Regions from separate parts of the Homo sapiens genome. Here regions 1 and 3 are each linked to region 2. A link is a loop called in an ENCODE intact Hi-C map of the cell type or tissue named here. Cell type or tissue: ascending aorta. All regions are shown on one strand. Region 1 holds the start of EEF1E1 (eukaryotic translation elongation factor 1 epsilon 1). Region 2 holds the start of TXNDC5 (thioredoxin domain containing 5). Region 3 overlaps LOC105374910 (a long non-coding RNA gene).

The links. Peaks named below come from ENCODE experiments on the same cell type or tissue, not always from the same donor. Only the 100,000 strongest peaks of a DNase experiment are listed, where the experiment ranks them.
Region 1: it touches region 2 in a loop (4-fold over the local background); 8 of 110 quality-filtered maps call a loop at or near these places.
Region 3: it touches region 2 in a loop (4-fold over the local background); 3 of 110 quality-filtered maps call a loop at or near these places.

What each region holds. Positions count from the first base shown.
Region 1 is chr6:8,098,870-8,106,869 of GRCh38, reverse strand. It overlaps EEF1E1 (eukaryotic translation elongation factor 1 epsilon 1), which reads left to right and starts at 4,322. Exons shown (of 4, transcript NM_004280.5): 1 at 4,322-4,435. The coding sequence starts at 4,349. EEF1E1-BLOC1S5 (EEF1E1-BLOC1S5 readthrough (NMD candidate)) reads left to right here and starts at 4,275. Exons shown (of 7, transcript NR_037618.1): 1 at 4,275-4,435. RefSeq lists silencers at 4,070-4,269, 4,410-4,529, 4,738-4,923. In ascending aorta, no CTCF peak of the experiment used is centred here; a DNase peak (open chromatin) is centred at 4,249; H3K4me3 peaks cover 2,427 bases; H3K27ac peaks cover 469 bases.
Region 2 is chr6:7,905,893-7,913,892 of GRCh38, reverse strand. It overlaps TXNDC5 (thioredoxin domain containing 5), which reads left to right and starts at 3,105. Exons shown (of 10, transcript NM_030810.5): 1 at 3,105-3,379. The coding sequence starts at 3,117. All of the region lies in intron 4 of BLOC1S5-TXNDC5 (BLOC1S5-TXNDC5 readthrough (NMD candidate)), which reads left to right. RefSeq lists an enhancer at 831-980 and silencers at 2,821-3,250, 3,621-3,740, 3,941-4,030. In ascending aorta, no CTCF peak of the experiment used is centred here; DNase peaks (open chromatin) are centred at 1,592, 3,002, 3,811 and 4,142; H3K4me3 peaks cover 2,450 bases; H3K27ac peaks cover 1,940 bases.
Region 3 is chr6:8,216,329-8,224,328 of GRCh38, reverse strand. The region is part of intron 2 of LOC105374910 (a long non-coding RNA gene); the gene reads right to left. Among named protein-coding and RNA genes, the nearest start is that of EEF1E1-BLOC1S5, 120 kb to the right of the region's middle. In ascending aorta, a CTCF peak has its summit at 4,785 (motif pointing right); a DNase peak (open chromatin) is centred at 4,788; H3K4me3 peaks cover 429 bases.

The DNA of each region.
Region 1 (8,000 bases), 190 kb before region 2:
ATCCAGCATCTGCTTACCGGTCTAGCCTGAACAGTTACTCCAAAGAATCATGCTCTCTTCCACTTTGCAGCCTTTGCATATGCAATTCCCATTGCTCAGAACTCTCCCTCAGTTTTCCACCCCACCACTCACCTGACCAACTCTTGTTCATCCTTCAAGTCTCAACTTGAACACCATGACCTCTTGGAAGCAATCTTTTTTTTTGAGATGGAGTCTCACTCTGTTGCTCGGGCTGGAGTACAGTGGCACAATCTTGGCTCACTGCAACCTCCACCTCCCAGGTTCAAGCAATTCTCTGCCTCACCCTCCTGAGGAGCTGGGATTACAGGTGCCCACCACCACCACAGCTGGCTAATTTTTGTATTTTTAGTAGAGATGGGGTTTCACCATCTTGACCAGGCTGGTCTTGAACTCCTGACCTCGTGATCTACCCAACTCAGCCTCCCAAAGTGCTGGGATTACAGGTGTGAGCCACCGCGCCTGGCCAGGTGCCTTCTCTGCATTCTTATCATGCCTTCCACTTCCTGATCTTTGCCTTATCGCAAAATTGTTCTAGTGTCTTTCCTCTCAAGATACTCTAAGTTTGATGGGAGTTGTTCATCAATGTGTCCCCAGTGCATTGTACAGTGCCTGGTGCATAGTAATGGCTCAATAAACAAGCGTGGTAAGTGCAAGACATACATAGATATGAGAGGTATCTATAGAGAGAACAAAATGCATGCATAGCACCTGCATCACTTCATTTACCACATATTTAATATCATTCACACCTAAGTTTAAAACCCTATCATATTCTGAAATAGAAAGTTAAACTCTTCTAAAACTGAAAATTTGCAGATGATGGCACTGCTAAGAGCAATCTGATACAGTAACAGTTTCTGGCATATGCAGCTCATTTTAACAGATGCCCATATGACATACAGAAAGCTGTCAGGCATGCTCCAAAAAGAAAAGCCATCCAGTTTATGTTCCACTTGCCAAATTAATTTCATTTGACATTTAATTTATATCCTAAGGTACTGTGGATTTAAAACTTGACTATGATAATAGCAGATTAGAGAAGTGTTCTATTTGACAAAATCAATTCATCAAGTTACTTTTATTATGAGTAAGGCTGTGTTGATATAGATATTTCAGATCAAATATGTAGATCATCTAAAAATACATTTATTGATTATTTCTAATAAAATATAAGCTTTCTCCTCTTTCTTATGTCTAATGTTAAGTGAAGTAAAGCTTGCACCTGCTCACCGTAACAACAGAGAAAGGAGACATTAGAAAATCAGAACAGTGTGGATTTAAAAGCCAGGAAGCAGAGTTGAAATTCTGCATCTGCCATAGGGGGTTTCAACCCTGGCCACATATTAGACTCAGCTGAGGATTAAAAAAATAATAATAATAGCACCCAGTCCCACCCCGGATAAAGTGAATCAGAATCTCCAGTATGGCATGGATTTTTTTTTAAATCCCCAGATGATTCATGCACAGATCTATTAGTTATGTGAATTTGGGCATGGAATTTAATACCCATAGTATATAAAATGGAATGTAGTAGACATTTGCCACAATCATGATGTGACAATCCACTTAAAAAAATTAACAGTTTATTAGTTGGAACCAGACTTGAAAAAAAGATTTATATATTGCAATTGGTTGACAGTTCCCTTATAATGCTTTCAACTTACAGGTTCACTTCTCTCTGCCTCTTCTTTTTGCTTTGCAATTTACTTGTTGAAACAACTGGATCATTTGTCCTATAGTTTTCATGATCTAGAATTTGCTCATTGCATCTCCATGACATCATTTAACATGATCCTCTTTCCTGCTATTATTTCTTGTAAATTGGCTGTTAGATCAAAAGGCTTGGTCAAATTCAGATTCGATTGGCAAGACTGGGTGATGATGTACACCTCTCTCAGAAGCAATTTATGTCTGTTTGTCTCTGTTTTTATGATGTGAATAGCTATTGATAATTGTCACCTAGATTCATTATTATATCCGTAGCTGCAAAACAATAATATTCTATTGTTCTGTTTTTATTAGTTAGAATTCTATAAAGACATTTTTCCTCATTAGAGTTTAGTTTCCCTGAGATACAGTTTACATAGGATAATCATGAAAAAATATATTGGTTTCTTCATGTGTTTTCTTTATCCTTTTTCAAAATAATGAATTGGATCTCTAGTATCCTCCAAAGGTAACGAATGAGGGTTATTTTGATTTTGTTCTTGTTTTTTTTTTAGTATCATTATGAACTCATAGACTTAAACATATTCAACATGTTTCAATTCATTGCAATTATTCTTATCGACTCTCAGCTTGTAATGACTATTATTGACCCTCAAGTGATCTGATCCTACCCTTTGACTCCCCTCATTACTCTTAGATACTTTCTTTTCTTTCTACTATAACTAGATGGTCCAGACTGATCTCCCCGCAAGGTTTGGATTCAGCCGGTCTCCAAAGAGCCCCCATTTCTTTTTGTGGGAAATAGTATTTGAAACCAGAATCTGGGTGCTGGGGTGCTCATTGCTACTGAGTTGTCCTTGTTTCTAGGCCTTTTAAGTAAACAGAGCTAGGTAGGAAATACTTTTCATTTTCCTTAAGATAAAAGCGTCATAAGTTCATATTGATATTACAATTCAAATTCAGGACCAGAAAGTTTTGATTTAACCTCATCTACCTTACAACTCCTCTTTTGGGCAACACCAAACACCCAACTTTCCAGCAACACCACATGATTGCATCTTTGCTTTATTCCACAGTACATATACAGCACCATACCAATGCTGACACTGCCAAGATGCTAACCAAACCAACAAACAAAAAGAACCAAAAACAGGTTTTCATGAATTTTGTCCTTAAAGCATATCTTACTAAGAGTATACAATTAAATGACTGTGCTATAAAGTCACTTAAAAGAGGTCCACACTGGGTGATGATGTCATCAATTTGATGTACAATATGCTTTGTTCTGCTTTCAGTTTTTTAGGGATTTCTTTTTTAATTTGATATTTCTATAATTATGCAAAGGCCAAACCTTATTTTCAATATACCACCCATTGGCATTGGATAAATGTTAATTTTTTTAAAAAATGTTTTATTACAAGCAAAAAGTGTACCTAAACCCTGAAAATGGATATGTGAATTATCTTAGAGGGTTGGTCTTTTAAAAAGTAGTAGAATAGTCATTCCATTATCTGAATATGGAAAGTAAAACAGATAATTTAGTGCCTAACAATCCACTTATACTGAAATTTCTTTTGTATTTTGTTATGTTGATTTGGCAAAAGTTTCTTTTCCTTATGTTTACTTCTGCTGACAGAGTAAACTCATTAAGTATTCTGGGATAGGGAAGGTGTAACACAGTAACAACATTCCCCACTAAACTTTGATATTTCTGATTCAATGATGAGTTACCTTGTAGGATTGTTCTATTTCTCTCAGACTAATACACACTTTGTTTATTCATTCTTCAAAGTGGAAAATATTTTGTATTTTCACAAATCTTTTGGAAATATTCAACATATACTACTAATTTTCTTTCTTTCTTCCTTTCTTTCTTTTTTGAAGATACAAGAATGTAGCAAGTTAGTGGGGCAAAGTTATGCACCTTGTTTATTTATATACCAAAACTTCATAAATTATGTAACCAGCCTTCTGGTACTGCAAAAAAAGATCATTAATGCCATTAATGGCTTATTTCCTTGAGCTGTAATTATTTGACCCCTATCTGACATACTCCGTGTTCTGTGAATAATCTTTAAATGTATAATTCTACTGCTAGTGTTGAGCTGTAGATCAACAGTAGAAAAACCAGTTTTTCGAATTCACCACTACAACACAATTAAAATCCTCATGAATTATGCTACACGTTAGAAACTCCTAATGGACTGTGAACTTTTTGCTATTCAATTTGATTGTTCAAATTTACAGATTCCTGAACCAAACTAAGGCAAATTTCAGTTCCCATCATATATAAATTCTCTTAGACTAGCAAATGAGTTAACGAGTTACCGCTGGCAGCCATGTCAATAGATTGCCATTTAGAGATCCAGATCCAGTCTACTGCAGCCACCGAAGCCCGGCCTTGGGGCCTTTCTACCAGTAACTAGCTCCCCAACAGTTCGAGTGGAAATTTACCATCACTTCTCCACCTGTCTCACACCCCGCCCTCAGCCCCGCCCCTTCCACCGGCCCCGCCTCCTGTGCTTTGGCGCGCGCTCTCCACGCCCCTTCCGTTCAGCCAATCGCCGCTGAAGTTTGCAGGAGTGGGACTTCTGTTTCCACCAATGCGGGAGGTTCTTGTTCTGCAGGTCTCGCGTCTGCCAGGAGCTACGGCCGGAAGATGGCGGCGGCCGCAGAGTTGTCGCTACTGGAGAAGTCCCTGGGACTGAGTAAGGGGAATAAATACAGTGCTCAGGGCGAGCGACAGGTGAGAAGGAGAGGCGGCGCGGAGGGGAAGAGGTGGACGGGAGCGGGGCCTGCCGAGCCCTGGCAGGACCCGGGCCGGCCACCAGATACGGGCGGAGTGAGGATGCTGCTACCCAGCTCCCCACGTGTCTGCGCCGCTAGCCGGCTGGCGCCTCTGGGCCTCGGCCCCTGCCATCCTACCTCCTGGAGGGAGGGGTTAACCAGCTCAGGTTGGGCTTGGCCTGAACTTCACCTCCTGGGAAATTGTCATCATCCCATTATGAGGAAACAAAACCAGTTGGAGGAGGGTCCTCACAGGGCTCTTAGACCAACCTGGAATGTATTCAGTAACTGGCTTTTTTTTTTTTCCCGTAATCGCACCTTTCATTCAGTTATTGCGCAGCGACTCCGTTATAGCTAACAGGGTGCCAGGTAGCACCGTGCTGGGTCTGGGGAATACAATGATGATTTAGGGGAACATGCTTCCTCCTCTCAGGCAGCTTGCTTTTTGGCCAGGTGGACAAACATTGCAACCATTTAAATTGGAAGAGTGCCACGTTGCACCATAAATGGCAGAGAGAACACCTAAGGAGTCTTGGCCCAATCTAGGGGATTCGGGGAAGGCGTTTCTAAAGCCTTGGATTATCAGTTTAAGTGTTACGACCCACAGTGAATGCGGGAAACATCACAAGGTATGAGATTGCCTGGTTAGGCACTGTTAGAACGTTTGTGTTTTATAGTTGTTTGTCGTAGAAGGAATGTATTAGAGAAGGAAATTGGTTGTAGGAAGACTACTTTGGATATATGTTTTTTTTGCTCCTTTGAGATTTTTTCCAAATGATGTTTGGTTTTTGTCTTTAATTTTTTCTCTTCTTCATTTGGTCCATGTGAAGATCTTGTCTAGAAAGTAGTAGTATAGTTTTTATTTAAGTTAACCTGAAGCCTAGAAAGGTTAAGTGTTCAGCCTAAGATCAGCCCTGTGATTGGTGGCAGAGTAGGCGTTGGAGCCAAAGTGGCCTTCTTTTGGTGTTTCCTCTGCCCCAGTGATAATTCCGTCCCTTCGGCCCCTACTCCCTAGCTTAGTGTATATATTATATAATATATATGTAGTATAAATATAATATATATGGCCGAGTGGACAAACATTGCAACCGTTTAAATTGGAAGAGTGCCATATATATATATATATATATATATATATATATATATATATTTTTTTTTTTTTTTTTTTGAGACAAAGTCTCACTGTGTCGCCCAGGCTGTAGTGCCATGGCATGATCTCGGATCACTGCAACCTCTGCCTCCCGGGTTCAAGCGATTCTTCTGCTTCAGCCTCCCAAGTAGCTGGGGTTACAGGTGTTCGCCACCACGCTCAGCTAATTTTTGTATTTTTAGTAGAGACCGGGTTGCACCATGTTGGCCAGGCTGGTCTTGAACTGGTGACCTCAGGTGATCCACATGCCCTGGCCTCCTAAAGTGCTGGGATTACAGGCGTGAACCACTGTGCCTGGCCTAGTTTATATTTTTTAGGGACCATTGCCAAGATATGAGTATTATCTAGTATGAGAAACAATCATCAGCAAATAATTTAAAGCACAACATAGTAAGCACTTCATGGACTGTCGTGGGTGAGCAGCAACTCTCTGGGGCTGGTGGCGCCAGGGTAAGAATTTACCAGGACAGCTGTACGTAAAGAAAAGCAGATTTATTAGAGAAAGTATGAAAATATGTTGCAAGAGTGCAACAGGCAAGTTAGTAAGAGAGGAGCTAACTGCAAGGAAACAAAGGCTGGCTGGGGATTTTACGGAATAGTACTTCAGTTGTGTGCTGAAGAGGGGTTTGTGCAGTACTGATAACACCAAGGTTGCAGTGAGCTAACTTGAGTTTTCTATCAGCCGAAGGTCCGGTGATAGCTGGACATGGAAAGATTGTTGAGTTATTTGTGCAGAAGGGCTGTGTCCTGGACCATGAAGAAAGGCAGACTTGTAGCTTATCGCCCTTCTCTTTTTGCTTTCCCTTGGTCCCCTCAACCTGACTTCTTTTCCCTAATTAGGACTCCATATGGAGCAAAACACTGTTGAGGAGTGTGAAAAAGGAAGTTAATTCTGACTATAAAAGTGGATGTATAAACTCATGGAAGAGCTGGCATTTAAGGGATTATGCTTTGAAAGATGTGTAAAACCAATAAATTATGAAGGATTGGGAAGTTTAGGGCAGTAAGTAAACCAATATGAGGAATGATGCAATGCAAGGTAAACCCCAAATTACAGTTTGAGGCCCAACTGTGAAGACTTCCGAGTTCAGAGTGTGGTTTTTAATTTAATTTTAATTAAAGCATTTTAGCAGTTAGCAGCTAGTGAAAGTTTCTGTTTACTTGTATGGGGAAAGGGTTGGCCATATGTGATAAGATTCAGCCATTTTTTGAGAAGACAGCTGACAGCAGTGAGCCAGCAATAAGGCATTCTCTGCAACATTACCAATCATAGTTTAAAAATTGAAAGCAGTTCAGAGATCCTTATCTAGGATATTGATTCTTTAAATTATGGTACATCAACACATTGACATACAGTCACGTGTTATTTAAAGACAAGGATACATTTCAAGAAATGCATTGTTAGGCAGTTTCATCATGTGTGAACATTATAGAGGGTTCTGTTTTTTTTTTGTGTGTGTGTGTGTGTGTGTGTGTGTGTGTGTGTGTGTGTTTTTGAGGCGGAGCTTCACTCTTGTTGCCCGGGCTGGAGTGCAATGGTGCGATCTCGGCTCACTGCAACCTCTGCCTCCCGGATTCAAGGGATTCTCCTGCCTCAGCCTCCCGTGTAGCAGGGATTACAGGCATGTGCCACCACGCCCGGCTAATTTTTGTATTTTTAGTAGAGACGGGGTTTCTCCGTGTTGGTTAGGCTAGTCTCATACTCCCGACCTCAGGTGATCCGCCCACCTCAGCCTCCCAAAGTGCTGGGATTACAGGCGTGAGCCACTGCGCCCAGCCTTAGAGTGTTCTTAAACCTAGATAGTTTATCCTACTTCACAAATAGTAGGTATATGATATAGCCTATTGCTCCTTCAGGCTACAAACCTGTACCGCATGTTACTGTACTGAATAATGTAGGCAGTTGTAACACAATGGTAAGTATTTATGCATCTCAATATACTGAAACATAGAAAAGGTACAGTAAAAATACTTGATTATAATCTTAAGGGAGCACCATTGGATATGCCATCCAGAACATCGTTGACCAGAATATCATTATGCATTGCACGCTATTGCATATGCAGCCATTAAAAGTCATTACTTTGAAGACTATGGAACCTTAAAATGAATGTGAAAATAGTATGTGTCTCATAAGAATTGTGTATTTTAGGGTATGTAAAGGAAAGAAAATGGACGTTTAAGCCAATAGGACTTTATTCAAACCCTGGCTCTGCCATTGCAAACCAAGCAACCTTGGTTTTTATTATCTGTAAAATGAGGATGAGATGACTTACCTTATCTTAGAAGATGTAATGATTAGATGAGAACGTAACTGGGAATTTTTTTGAGAGCATGCTTGGGTTGTGGATAATTTATTTTTACAAATAATTCT
Region 2 (8,000 bases):
GTAACACCACACTCTTGGTGGCATAAAACCACGTACGTTTATTCTCTTACAGTTTTGGAGGTCAGAAGTCCAAAACCAGTTGCACTGGACTATAAATTGTCCACAGGACTGCAGGTCCCTCCAGAGGCTCTGAGGGGGAGTCTATTTCCTTGCTTTTTCCAGCATCTAGAGCTGCTTTTCCTGGCTCTTGGCCCCTTCATCTTCCAAACCAGCAGTTTAACATCTTCAAATCTCTTTCTGCTTTTGTTACGTCGCCTCCGGCTGTGTAGTCAAATTTCCTACTGCCCCTCTGTTATGAGGACACTTGTGATCACATTTAGGACCCACCGAGATAATCCAGGGTAATCTCTCCAGCTCACGACCCTTAATTTAATCACACCTGCAAAGCCTTCTGCCATATAAAGAAACAATCAGATGTTTCAGGAATTAGGACCTGGTTATCCGTGAGGGGCATTATTCTGGAGGACTGGGCTTTGCTAGGCAGGGATATACTGACTTGCTCCTTTGTGGGCAGAGGGAAAGGCGCCTGTGCAGGGGTGTGTAGATTTGGCGGGGGAGGGATAAGGGAGCTCATGCTTTTGGCTTCATTTTTCTCAGAAACATGAGATAAAGCTGGCAGCTGAGAGGATGGCGACTGACAGGGTGGGGTGGGGAGAGGAGAGGAGGAGCAGTGTCAGTGGAAGTATGGAAGCATCTCAGAGAGTGGGGCAGCACACTGCCTAGGCAGAGGTAGTCAGTTTTAGGGCAGGGGTGAGGAGGAATTTAAGGCTTATTTTTACCAGTGTGAAGGAGACATGCGGCTTGACTGTGCGATTTTTCTCCAGCAGAGTCTGGCTACCTGGTTGAAGGCACAGGGAACCCAGAGAGACAAAGCTCACCAGCATCTGTGGGGAGAATGTGGCAGGGCAGGAAGTGAAGGGTGAGACTCCATGGGCTGTAACTTGGCCAAGAGGCAAGAGAAGACATAGCAGTCTGTTGGGCTGCGAGGGGATTGTAGAAGATGGTGGGGTGGGTAGCTCAGAGGTCATGATGAGAAAGAAGCATTGCAGAAATGGGTTTCTTGAGCAAACAGTCGAGGAGGTGCTGGGCAGAGTGGATGCCTTCAGATTTTGGAGATGGTGCAGATGCTGGTGATGACAAGTGCTAGGGTCTCCCTTTTGGGTGTGAGTTACTGAGGGAAAGGTAGATGGAGCATCCACCTGGATGCTGAAGATGCCAGGAATGAAAGACAGGAAAGGGGTGGCCAGGAACACTGTGAGCCAGGAACCAAAGTCTTCACTGAACCAGGAAGAGTGATGTGGAAGAATGACAGGAACTGGCAGGGAAGAGGGTGCCATGCCCAGTGGCATCAATTTAAGGAGTACTGAAGGTTTTGTAGGATTTGGAAGGAGCAATGGGGAACCAGGAAGGCATCAGCTTTACTTCCTGGCTCTGAGGGACTCCAGGTGTGAAAGAATGAGCAGCCAACACTTGAGAGAGCTCCTAGAACTGTGTTTCAGTTAAAAACGAAAGACACTGATGCTGTAAGAGTGTATGGCGATGCTTGTGGGAATTTCCCAACAGCACCGTGGAAGGGTTTGGGAGGTTTGAGGTGTTGGAGAACACAGGGATTAGAGTTTGGCAATAACAGTTATTGGAGAGAATCCCTGGATTTCTAGTGTTGAGTGAGTTTCACAGGGACACAAAGCATGATGCAACCACATCACGGAAGGCCTTGAATGGCTGCCCCAGGCATGACTATTTCACCCCATCGGCCAAGGCCATGGGGACAGTGGTGGCGTTTTGGTCCAAGTTTAAGCAGCAAACTGTCTTGGTCAAAGGCAGGCTTTAGGAAAATTAATTTTCCAGCCATGTGAATGAAAGAGACTCTTAGAAAGCTACTGCAATAGGCCAGGCTTAGTCTCCGTTCAGGGTATGAACACTGAGAATGCTGGAAGGAAATCATGGTTACAGGAAATGCGGTTGAATTTTGAGACACACGGGAAAAGAGCGAGCAATACAAGATGCCTCCCATGTTTCAAGCTTAAGTGGCTGGAAGAACAGACTTTGGAGGGAGATTGATGGTTTTGGTGTTTGGCAACCCATGGTTAAAGGTTCATAAGTGGCTGGGCCTAAGGCGGGAGCAGAATAATGACAGGTGAGACAGTGGGCGCGTCCCCTGTTGCCAAGCCAGGAGTTAACTACCTGGGGCTTCCTGGATTGAGGATAATCAAAGAGCAGGCAGGATCCCGGAGAGCAACCCGGTGATTCTAATTTAGCTTCAGATCCCCGGGGTAGGGCTGGAGCTTTCGATTACCATCTGCTGTAAGGTGTGTGTGCAGGTGCGAGTTATGAGTCGCTGGGCAGGGATGCCTTCGGGCCATTCCACAGGCTGAGTTCAGCCATAGCAGGCGTGCTGTCATTCATTTTAGTAACCGGCATAAATGAGGGCACAGTAGGACCCCAGTCAGTCCTGCTAGGTGCCTTCTTGTCTAGAAGAGGCCGCTTTGACTTTCTTTCCTCTTCATCCCTGAGTTGAGGCCGGGCAGGGGTAACCAGCAAGGGGTTCACTTGGGAAGCGGGTTTCATCACCCCTCTGAGCCCAGGTCGAGAATCACAGTTGAGCTCTGGCCAAGAATCTAACTAATTCAGGTGCAAACCCCACCGTCTTTTGCCCGATTTCCTATATTCTGCTGACAGCAGCTCTCTCCTTCCTTTGGCCTGAAATCGCGGGGTGCTTGTGTGAGCTGAGATTAGCCGAGGCTGACCTGCCCCTCCGTGGCTTCCCGCTGGCCTCATCGTTACTTCGTGTGTTCACCGCCGCTCTGAGCAGAGCGGGCCCCTGGGGAAAGGGGTGCGGGCCTGGGTTGCGGAGGCGCAGGAGCCTCGCGGGATTGGGGCGAGCCGTCCCATGGCGGGAAGGCAGGAGGCCGGACTCGGAAGGCTCTCCCAGACTCGGTCCCTCGCTCCAGCCCTTCCCTGCCGGTGCGCGGAGCCGGGGCTCGGGCGGGTAGCGGTCGCGCGCCGGCGCGGGCGGGCGGGGAGAGGAAGGGGCGCGGCCTCTCCGGGGCGGGGCGCGGGGCGGGCGCTGCGAGGGGACCGGAGGCCGCGGCGAGAGCGCGCCCAGCCCCGCCGCGATGCCCGCGCGCCCAGGACGCCTCCTCCCGCTGCTGGCCCGGCCGGCGGCCCTGACTGCGCTGCTGCTGCTGCTGCTGGGCCATGGCGGCGGCGGGCGCTGGGGCGCCCGGGCCCAGGAGGCGGCGGCGGCGGCGGCGGACGGGCCCCCCGCGGCAGACGGCGAGGACGGACAGGACCCGCACAGCAAGCACCTGTACACGGCCGACATGTTCACGCACGGGATCCAGAGCGCCGCGCACTTCGTCATGTTCTTCGCGCCCTGGTAACGCCGCGCAGGCCGGCGCCCTGCCCCGCACTTGGCGCTTCGCGGGGCGTGGGGCGCTTGGGCGCCGCGGGCGGGGGGTCCCGGGGCCACGTGGACGCCGACGGCTCTGGTCTGCGGCGTGCGTGCTACGGGCGCGGGGCTCGGGGCTCAGGGGTGCGGGGTGTAATACTGGGGGCGCGGGGCCGGGAGCGCGGGGACCCTGCGGGTTCGGGGCTCCGGCTGGCGGGGAGCGGGGGGCGCGGGCGCCGCGGCTCGGGGCCGGGAGCCGGGGACTGCAGGGGACCGAGGGCTTGGGGCTCCGGGTCGGGAGGCGTGAGCTCAGCGGGCCGGGCACTGGCGGCTGACGTGGCGCTCGGCGGCCGGGGCGGTGCGGGAGGAGGGGGCGGACCCCTAGGGGACAGCCGGGAAAAGCCCGCCCTGCGCCGCGCTCCTGAATTCAACCGCCTCTTGCACCTCGGCACCGAGGGAGGGGAAGGTGGGGTCGTCGCCCTTTCGGGCAGCCGGGAGTCCAAATGTCACCCCGCGGTCCCTGCCCAGCGCCCCAAACTTCCTGTGCCGGCCGGACGCGCGGCCTGCCCGTGGGCCACGTGCACTCACCAGAGCGGCCTTGCTGCTGCCGCGGCCACCGGGGTCGGCTGGGACAGACTGCGGGCACGTCCCCTTCCAGAGGCTTTAACTGAAAAATAGAACCCAGGAAGGTGTGGTTTCCCACTTTGTGCGTCTTTTGTGGGATAGGAAGGAGTGGTCCGGGCAGAGGAGGGTTGCTGAGCTACCCCGGGAAGACCAAGGTAGTGCGAATTCTGGAACCCCTCCGCCCCCCTGCAGCTCAGGGTGGATGTAATCTCTGAACGGAGCCCACTGGTCCTCAACTCCAGGCTGTCCTGTCACCTCCCTGCTGCTCTCTCGGGTCCAGGTCACTTGTTATGTGTGAGATCGGAAAAGCCCCTCCGTTGAGCAGATGGTCCCTCTTGCTTTGGTTCTCTGGGCGAGGCTTTGGTGTGGGCCTCGCTGCTGACCTGAGAGACCCTACCCTGGCACTCATCCCACGGAAGAGCTTCCTGTCATTCACACAAGCATGTGCACAGCTTTCCTGCCAGTGCCGGGATGCCCCGAGGAAGGGAAGTGACCACAGGCCAGAGCAGAAAGCCATAATTTTAGGACACAAGACCTTTGAGAGGTTGGAATAGCCTGCAGGTTCTTGTTGCAGAACTTGGTATTCTTCCCCAGAGCTCAGTAGAGGCTCACTTGGGAAAGGGATGTAGGGAGGCATAGAGAAAAGGTACCCTAAGAAAAATGGCCAGTTCAGAAATTGTACCTTTCAAACTGGGAGAAACGTTTTTCTCTTAACCTTGTATTCAGGCTATTACTGCGTTTCAGTTCATTTGGAGTTAAATCAACTTTTAGGGCCACTGTGGGTTTATTAACAATGTGTATATGAAGTACATTATGTTTCACATTCCTAAGAACCAACTGACTCGAATTTTTACAACTCCAATGGTTTAGAAATTACTTTGTAACATAAAACAATCAGGCAGTATTAACAGTTTCTCTTTGTTCGGGAGTATTCTCAGCAACTATTTCAATTAAGTGTACTACTTAATTGGAGCCTATTTCAGTGGAATACATCTGTCGATGGGTTTTCTTTTTTCTTTCTTCATTATTTATTTATTTTAGAGATGGGATCTTGCTCTGTTACCCAGCCTGAAACCAGTGGTACGCAGCCGCAGCTCACTGTAGCCTCTAACTCCTGGGCTCAAGTGATTCTCCTGCCTCAGCCTCTGAAGTAGCTGTGACTACAGGCGCAGGTCATCACACCCAGCTTATTTTGTTGTTGTTGTTTTTGTTGTAGTTGGTAGAAACAGGGTCTCGCTATGTTGCCGGGGCTGGTCTCAAACTCCTGGCCTCAATCAGTACTTCTGCCCTGGCCTCCCAAAGTACTGAGATTACAGGCATGAGCCATCGCATCCCATTCTTTACTTTTTTTTTTTTTTTAAAGAAAAACTGACATGCAGATGTAATAAGTCCCCACAGTGCCAAAGGAATTTTAAGTTTAGAATCTTTGCAATAAATACCAGCTAGTCCTGGGCTGAGTGAGAGAAAACTGGCACATCTGGGCACTTGGTATTAAGTAAATTCCTTTTCCATTATATGTGGCTTGTAGACATTTAGCTGGATGCTTCCAGAATAATTAGCTTTATGTTGTTACTTTTTTTTTTTTTTTTTTTTTTTGAGATGGAGTCTTGCTCTGTTGCCAGGCTGGAGTGCAGTAGCGCAATCTTGATTTACTGCAACCTCCACCTCCTGGGTTTAAGCGATTCTCCTGCCTCAGCCTCCTGAGAAGCTGGGACTACAGGTGCGTGCCACCACGCCCAGCTAATTTTTGTATTTTTAGTAGAGATGGGGTTTCACCATGTTGGCCAGGATTGTCTCGATCTCTTGACCTCGTGTTCTGCCCGCCTCTTCCTCCCAAAGTGCTGGGATTACAGGCGTAAGCCACCGCACCTGGCATATTTGTTGACTTCTTGATAGTCTACTACAAATACTTAAACAGAGATATGTGGGTTTCTATGATGGTGTTTAAGTTGGACTTTTAAGAGGGCCCTTTCAGAAAACTGCAGATACTGCAGTAGGGCTCACGAATAGGCTGCCAGGAAAGGAGGCTGAGTGGGCGGCGAGTCAAATGGGAGGTCAGCAGGGGCAAGATCAAGTAGGACCAACAATACCTGGCACAACACTTTGGTAAGTTGTAAGGCTGAGAGCAAGGTGGTGACTCTGGAGGGGTCTATGCAGGAGAGGGAAGGAGGTCCTGGAGTGGTGAGCTGAGCGTTTGGAGCTCAGATAGAAGACTCAGTGGACTCCCCCTCAACACACACATACCTTTTTCCAGTTTCAGCTGCCGTGGAGTGGTGAAAGCCCACGTGTGATTAAGGGGCTGGGGCCCCTGTAACAAAAACATCAATCTGTGTATTTTTGCCCTGCACTTGGCTTCTGCAGGGTTATCCTGCTGCTGTAGATTTTTTGCCAACATCAGGTCACAACTTCTGTATGGCCAGTTTGTGAGTCACCCTGAACCTGGTGACAGTGAGGTCAAGATTTGGACCAGGTAGCTTTGCTCTACTTCTTGGCCACAGGCTACCTTCTGAGTGCAGCTGCCTGTCTCAGAGTTGGGTGCTGTAGCCGCAGGGCCGACTAGATAGCACCTGTGGCCCCATCACAGCCAGGAGCAAGGGCACGCCCAACTTGGTGATGGCCCAGAATGGTCAGTTTTGATTTAGCGCACCACAAACTTATTTATTGTTTATTCTCATTCTTAATCTAATCTTGTGTTTTCTCAAAAAAAAAAAAGGGAAAAAAAAAGCAGTAGCAAAACAAAACCTTGTCAAGATTGCAGAGGAGTTCTAAAGTTCCAGAATGAGCATATCTGATCAAAGTCCCCTGAAGGTCAGAACTGCCCTTGACAGTCCCTTAGGAAGGTGCCTTGTTGGACACCGCCCCAGTCAGTCAGTCAGTCCCCACTGCCAGCGTTTCCTCCAGCATTAGAACTATCATGGCTTCTTTGGTTAAACACCAAATGGACTAGTTCTCAAACCTGTGCCTTTAGACAGCAGGGTCACACTTAATGTAGTCGGAGAGATGCTCATGCCATGAGAAGCATGTAGGAACCAAGGCCTGCTGAGGAACAAAAACCTCACATCTCCCAGCTTGCACACACTTCAGGGTTCTGTGGGAATTGCCTTTTTTTTTTTCTTGTTTCCTTCTCCCCCGCCACATAAACTCACTTTGTTGAATCTACAGAAGTTAAATCTGCATGTATAGTTTCATTGTGCTTTTTTTTTTGTATCTGAGTATCTCATAAAGCAGGGATTCTCTTAGCTGGCCAAGAAAGTGCTGTTTAGGGAAGACACATTAACTTGAAGCAGACTTTTTCAGTGCTACCTTTAAGTCTGTTTTTCTTTTTTTTTTTTTTTTTTTTTTGAGATGGAGTCTTGCTCTATCGCCCAGGCTGGAGTGCAATAGCATGGTCTCGGCTCACTGCAACCTCCGCCTCCCGGGTTCAAGCGATTCTCCTGCCTCAGCCTCCTGAGTAGCTGAGATTACAGGCGTGTGCCACCATGCCCAGCTAATTTTTGTATTTTTAGTAGAGATGGGGCTTCACCTTGTTGGTCAGGCTGGTCTCGAACTCCTGACCTTGTGATCCGCTTGCTTCGGCTTCCCAAAGTGCTGGGATTATAGGTGTGAGCCACCACACCCGGCTTAAATCCTTTTTTTCTTAAGAGACAAAATCTCTGTCACCCAGGCTGGAGTGCAGTGGTGTGATCATAGCTCGCTGCAGCCTCAAACTTCTGGCCTCAAGTGATCCCTCTGCCTCAGCCTCCCAGGTAGCTAGGACTGCAGGTGTGTGCCACCACACCAGGCTAATTTTTTAAAATTTTTTGTAGATGGGGGTCTCACTGTGTTGCCCAGGCCAGTCTTGAACCCCTGGGCTCAAGCAGCTCTCCTGCCTTGGCCTCCCAAAGTGCTGGGATTACAGGCATGAGCCACTGCTACCGACTTAAATGCTTATTTTTGAGGTAATCTGTCAGAAAATAAAAGGAGATTTAACAGATTATTAAATTAT
Region 3 (8,000 bases), 310 kb before region 2:
GGAATCCAATGTTTGAAGGCAGGAAGCATCCAGCATGGGAGAAAGATGTAGACTTGGAGGCTAGGGAAGCATCCAGCATGGGAGAAAGATGTAGGCTTGGAGGCTAGGCCAGTCTCACCTTTTCACGTTTTTCTGCCTGCTTTATATTCACTGGCAGCTGATTAGAGTGTGCTCATCCAGATTAAGGGTGGGTCTGCCTTCCCCGGCCAACTGACTCAAATGTTAATCTCCTTTGGCAACACACTCACAGACACACCCAGGATCAATACTTTGCATCCTTCAGTCCAATCAAGTTGACACTCAGTATTACCACCACACCGAGGATACACATGGCCAACTATATAGTTAGAAATAAACATCACTGAGACAGAAGTCTAAAAGCATTTCCACTTTTCTGTTTTTGCTGACTCTAGTAGGCACCAAGAAGAATCCACTGAGTCCAGGTAATTGACTCATTTCCTCATTGCCATAACTATGACAAAGGCACTCCAGATAGGATTATCAGACTTAGCAAATAAAAACACAGACTATCCAGCTAAATTTGAATTTCAAATAAACAATGAATAACTTTTTAGTACTAGTATGTTCCATGCAATACTCGGGACATACTGACACTAAAAGGAATGTTTGATTTTTATCTGAAATTCAAGTTCAACTGAGCATCCTGTACATGATCTGACAATCCTAACTCAAGCCCTTATGAAGATGATAACAAGAAATATTGAGAACTGCTGAACTATGACATTATATCAGTTTTCTAGGGCTCCCATACAAAGTACCACAAATAGGGATGGTTAAAGGACAGAAATGTATCATCTTACAGTTCTGGAGGCTGGAAGTCTGAGGAAGTCCTATTCCTTCTGAGAGAGCATTTGTTCCATGCCTCTGCCAAGCTTCTGGTGACTGCTAGCAATCATTGGCACTCCTTGGCTTGTGGACCCATCACCCCAATCTCTACCTTCTTATTCATGGGCATTTTCTCTGTGGGCAGGTTTCTGTGTCCAAATTTCTCCTTTTTATAAGGACACCAGTCGTACTGGGTTAGGGCTCACCCAATGACCTCATTTTAACTAATTACATATTTAACGATCCTATCTGCACACAAAATTCCATTTTGAATTACTGGGAGTTAAGACTTCAATGTACGAATTGTGGGGGAAGACAGGATTCAACCCACAACAAATTACTTTATTATTATTATTATTATTATTATTATTATTATTATTATTATTATTGAGATGGAGTTTCCCTCTGTCACCCAGGCTGGAGTGCAATGGCAGGATCTCGGCTCACTGCAACCTCCACCTCCCAGGTTCAAGCAATTCTCCTCCCTCAGCCTCCCAAGTAGCTGGGATTACAGGTGCCCACCACCATACCTGGCTAATTTTTGTATTTTTAGTAGAGACGAGATTTCACCACGTTGGTCAGGCTGGTCTCAAACTCCTGACCTCAAGTGATCTAGCCGCCTCAGCCTCTCAAAGTGCTGGGATTACAGTCGTGACCACCGGGCCTGGCCAATACATCACTTTTAATGGCAAAAACTGCAATTACTTTTGCACCAACGTAAATGGCAATGGGAACTAGATATGGCTTATAACATACTCTTGAGTACAGTAGTCCAGTCCTGGGATTCTGACAACCATCACTGTTTCCCCCTCGCTCAGGCTCACGTAATAACTCTGAATCTGTTTCGATGAAAAATATTTCAAAACGAAGCTGGTTTGACGTCTTTGGTCTTTTGCTGTTTTCCAGAATCGTTCTTGGACACTGCTCTCACTGAGCTTACCGTCAGGACTTGATTTCCATGGAGAAGTTTGATTCCCTCCAATACGCTGGCTGCCAGCCCTCCTCACTAAGAAAGGTGACTCTGGGACGGCAGCCTCCTTCCTTCTGAGCCCTCGTCCTATACCTGTGTCCATTTGAGTGGTCTTGTTCTCTCTGACCCCATCAGCTCGGTTAGGCGCATTGGCAATGTGAGGAGCATGCGAAAGCCCCTCTGTTAAAAAGACTCACTTCCTACTTAAAGTTTGAACTGAAAGTGGACCACAGAATCGGTTAGTTGTAATTACTCTTTAATTAGTTTATGCCCCAAATTATGAGGGCTCCATATAAAGCCAGATAGATCTAATGATTGCTCAATTATCTTACAGATAGTTGCAGAATTCGCTTAATATATAAGAAATCCAGCAAGAAATAAACCTCTTTGACATCAAAGTCTAAAAGCATTTCTACTCACAGAAGAGACTCTAAGTTAAATGCTCTTTCCTCTCCACCATGCAGCCTCCTGCTATTTTCTAAATAGTCTAAAAGATGCAGGACTGGCCAGGCACTGTGGCTTGCACCTGTAATACAAGCATTTTGGGAGGCTGAGGCAAGAGGATCACTTTAGGCCAGGAGTTCAAGACCAGCCTGAACAATATAGCAAGATTCCACCTTTACAATATTTTAATAAGCTGGGAGTGGTAGCACATGCCTGTAGCCCCAGCTACTCGGGAGACTGAGGCAGGAGGATCCTTGACCCCAAGAGTTTGAGGCTGCAGTGAGCTATGATTTGATTATAACCCAATGAAGCTGGTTTCTCTCATCAATAAGACTTTGGACAGTGATTTGCATATGCCTGATGGAGCTATAACATTTGCTTCAAAGTTTGCACCAAGAACTGTAGATGCCGCTCACTAGAATATTCAGACATCTGGCTTTGTATAAAAATGACTGGGGCTGGGCACAGTGGCTCAAGCCTGTAATCCCAGCACTTTGGGAGGTAGAGGTGGGAAGATCGCTTGAGTCCAGGAATTCGAGACCAGCCTAGGTGACATAGTGACATCCCATCTCTACAAAAAAATTAAAAGGCATGGTGGTGTGCACCTATAGTCACAGCTACCTGGGAGGCTGAGGCAGGAGGATCACTTGAGCCCAGGAGGTTGAGGCTGCAGTGAGCCATGATCATGCCACTGTACTCCAGCCTGGGTGACAGAGCGAGAACTTGTCTCAAAATAATAATAACAATAATGCCATCCCAACTACAGAATTGATGGGATTCTGTAGTTCAGAGGCTGTCTATTAAGATACCAGAAATTACTTCATCTATGTGAATGCTCAGTTCACTTTTCAAATAAACACTGATTTCTACAATTTGATGTTTAATCAGATGCTCAGCCTAATCAGTATGCACTTTACCTATTTGAAAGAGTACATTCAACAGTGACCACAAAATGTTACTCTCCACAGTTAACCCTGCCTTTCTCAAGTCTAGATAAGCTTTTGCATTCTAGACTATGGTATGTCTGTTACATGTGTATGGCAGATCCATCTTACAACTCTAGCCCAAAAATCTATTTTTGTACTATCCTTGAGCTTAGGATAGGGTTTCAAGATTCTCATTCTACCTCAGATTGTGCCTTATTTATCTAAAATCCTTGCTGAAGTTTCACTGGGTGAGGGGTATTGTAATTAATATCACTGAAGAAAAAAAACCAGAAATGGTAATTTACTATCACCAATCCAGATGTTAACTTTTGATCTTTTGTCCTAGTGCAAAGATTGCCTTTAAAATCAGAGCCAGAAGAATTTTAGACAGTGCTGCTAAATCAGCCCAATCAATGAGGTAGTGTTCTGAAGTTCACCTTGCAGAATTAAACTTGAAATCATACTTTTTTCTACTCCTGTCAAATCCTAATTTTCTTCTGTCTGAAACAGATATATTTTGAAGAAATTTTTTTTTTTTTTTTTTTTTTTTTTGCTCTAGCTTTGCATAGGCCTTTGGCTGAAAGCAGTCATGCTGTTATTTAACCTGGCCTGCTGGGATTCTTGAGGTTATGAAGGCTTTTAAAAAGGTTATAATCTTAGAAGTTATAGTATAAATTTGCATTCCATTCAAGTAGAAAATGAAAAAACAGACACTGTTAGAAAAAGAGTAAAATGCATTCATCTGATTTTTAAAAAATATAAATTGTGGATAAAGATTTTCTTTTGTGTAGGCATATAAAACAAAGTATGCATTTCTGGTTTGAAACTTTGGTGTTCTTTATTCAAGATCACTTCATCTTCACTCAAAGAGGCGATATCTTGTTAATGTATCTCCATTTCTAGCACACTGACATCAGTAACATGTCATATCAAGGGCATAATGTCATATTATATTGTAATAAGTCCTTCCTTCTCAATCTTTTGTCTCTGTGTGTAAGACAGGGCCTCTCTCTGTCGCCCAGGCTGGAGTGCAGTGGTGCGATCAAGGCTCACTGCAACCTCAACCTCCTGGGCTCAAGCAATCCTCCCACCTCAGCCTCCAGAGTAGCTGGGACCACAGCCATGCACCATCATGCTCAGCTAATTTTTGTATTTTTTGCAGACATGGGGTGTCACTATATTGCCCAGGCTGGTCTCAAACTCCAGGGCTCAAATGGTCTGCCCTCCTTAGCCTCCCAAAGTGCTGGGATTACAGGTGTGCACCACCATGCCCACCCTGGGATGGCATTATTTTTATTTCTAGTCCTTAGTTGTATCTGAATGTAATTAAATATCATAGGTATAACACAAATGGCAAATGTCTGTGGATAGACAAGCTGTGAGAAGCATATTAGAGGTGATTGTTTTAATTTTAACGTATTTCCAATCTCCAAACAGAATAATGGTACCTGATGAGTATTCTTTAGAATAAGAAAAATAAATATCTCCAAGGAGGAAAGAATTGGTAGCTGAGGAAATAATGGTTATGTTTTAAATTCGGTTAATACAGGGTTGGGGAAACTCTACTATGTCAATCCATGTTGAACCACCAGGTGGCACACTACTGCCTTCTTTCCACCATTCAACCACAGAAAAAGAAAATGCCGTTGGGAGATGTTGGGTTTAGTTTATTGGTTGCTTTTTACACAGAAAATTCACCAAAACCAACTTAGCCACATGAAGATATGAAGCTACAAGTGGTTCTTTCTCAGCTTTAATATTTTTATTACTATCAGTAGAATTTATATTGCTTTGCTTTTTCTTTAAGCTTTGAGCCATCAAGACGTAAACACACCAACAGAAATGCTAATAAAAACAAGCTCATTGATTACTCTTTACATGAAAGCAGAAACAACTGGGGAAATAATTTTACTTTTCAGAATACTTAAGGATTACCGGCATTTAATACTCTACACGAGCATTTCATATTTGCAAAGTGTATTGTTATATATTTATAAGTAATTACTCACAATAATGAATGTGGTGGCATTTTTTAAAACCCATATGCAATCTAGGTCAAATTCTGAACATTGCACAGATTTCTCTAGCTTTTTGCAACATTTATTCAATGACTTCATTGGCAAACTAACCAGAATCAACCCAATTTTTAAAATACTTTTAACGGAATTCTATGTTTATACTGATTTAGATTCAGCAATTGTCATAATGCCTTACAAATAGTCTTTCCGCCTAAAAGTAAATACGTCTTTAACTCCAGTTTACTGAAAAAAGTACCCTTTTTGCTTACTGAAGTATATCAAACACATTTTGGATTTACCTCAGTTGACTAAGTCCTGGCAATCGGTAAATTAACTAGCACTTTAAACAGAACTTTTAATGTCCATTGATGAAATGGGCTGCACAAATGAGAAATTAGCTTCTTTCAGTTCTAAAATCACAAGGCAGAATGAGGTGAATTCTAGTCCCAGTTTTGCCACCAGCTAGCTGTGTTGCCTCAGGCACATTATTTAAACTCTTTATACCTTCTTTCTCTCAAGTGAAAAATTAAATAAAGTGGAATCTTTCTAAGGTTCTATTTTACTTTTAAAACTGTATGATTTTATTTTTATATTTGAATCTTATATTGTGAAGCATAGTAAAGTATTTCAAAGTAATTCATCAAAGTAGGAAAAGCTAGGAAAAATTCCTAAAGCAATGACCCCCTCGAGTGATGGCAGCAGTGTGCAGACAGCTTGGAGTCTTCTGCATCTCCTCTGATGAGTAAAACCAAGAGCTCTCACCACACAAAGGAAGAGCTCTACACACACCTTTTGCTTTACAATTTCTTCACTTACTCTGGCTAATTGATATCTAGCCACCTCAGAATGAATTCATTAAGCTCTTTCTCTAGCTGTCTTGCACAGAATTTTCAGTAGTATAGATCTGTTTAACAGATTCCAACTGCTGGAACCCACAATGCAAGCTTCCAGAATGATTGATAGCCATAACTTGAGAAATGTATGTTGTGTTCGGTGAAACTCCGTCTCTACTAAAAATACAAAAAATTAGTCGGATGTGGTGGCGGGCGCCTATAGTCCCAGCTACTCGGGAGGCTGAGGCAGGAGAATGGCATGAACCTGGGAGGCGGAGCTTGCAGTGAGCGGAGATCCTGCCACTGCACTCCAGCCCAGGCAACAACGAGACTCTGTCTCAAAAAAAAAGAGAAATGTATGTTGTGTTCATGTAAGATGGTCCTATAGGCACTACATCCCTTTTCTCATAATGCGAATGAAAACGAGTTATTTTCTTATGTTCGAGTTGCATTATATCTCATATATTGAGTTTACAAAAGCAAAAATTCCTGAATCCCTCAAAATTGAGAATGACTATACTTACACTAGCCAGATACAAAATCTCTACTAAGTAAACAGACCCACATGTTTTATTTGCAGACTTATGTTTTTATATCTTCTGTTGGGGAATATGTTTCTTCTTTAAACAAACAAGGGCTTCTTTCCCCATTGATTGTGTACTTCTGATGATGTTTTAAAAAAGACTTTCACAAGGGAGGGATGGGTCCTTAATCAAGACTTTAAAATGAGGGCAATAAATATATTTTATTGGTTATAATACCTTTTTCTTTATTAGAAGGATAACAGACTGCTGGTTAACTGGTCATGAAATATTAATTAAAAAGAAAAAATATATGATAGAAGTATCTCAGTGAGTGCTAACTCATGCTTTTTTTTTTATTATTATACTTTAAGTTTTAGGGTACATGTGCACATTGTGCAGGTTAGTTACATATGTATACATGTGCCATGCTGGTGCGCTGCACCCACTAACTCGTCATCTAGCATTAGGTATATCTCCCAATGCTATCCCTCCCCCCTCCCCCCACCCCACCACAGTCCCCAGAGTGTGATATTCCCCTTCCTGTGTCCATGTGATCTCATTGTTCAATTCCCACCTATGAGTGAGAATATGCGGTGTTTGGTTTTTTGTTCTTGCGATAGTTTACTGAGAATGATGATTTCCAATTTCATCCATGTCCCTACAAAGGACATGAACTCATCATTTTTTATGGCTGCATAGTATTCCATGGTGTATATGTGCCACATTTTCTTAATCCAGTCTATCGTTGTTGGACATTTGGGTTGGTTCCAAGTCTTTGCTATTGTGAATAATGCCGCAATAAACATACGTGTGCATGTGTCTTTATAGCAGCATGATTTATAGTCATTTGGGTATATACCCAGTAATGGGATGGCTGGGTCAAATGGTATTTCTAGTTCTAGATCCCTGAGGAATCGCCACACTGACTTCCACAATGGTTGAACTAGTTTACAGTCCCACCAACAGTGTAAAAGTGTTCCTATTTCTCCACATCCTCTCCAGCACCTGTTGTTTCCTGACTTTTTAATGATTGCCATTCTAACTGGTGTGAGATGATATCTCATAGTGGTTTTGATTTGCATTTCTCTGATGGCCAGTTTACTGGGATTTTTTTTCTGCATAAAGTTAAAGGTATGTGGACCCAGTCATGTCACCCACAGGGAAACACCAGCTGGTCTCGTAGCTCGCATACTAGAGGCTCATCTGGTGACAGCAAGCCATGGAGTCTTCTCTGCACCAACATTTGGGGCTCACATTGCATTTGGACATAAGCAGTCAGAAAGCATGCCCAGGACAAAGTGTTCCTGACAGATCTGCCTCTGCCTCCAGGACCAGATAGACCTACCCAAAGCAGTGTGCGTGAACACAGCAACTCTGCATGGAACATTCTGTTTTCACCAAGCAACGCAAGACAACAAGAACTCTTTCTGCCCCAGGCA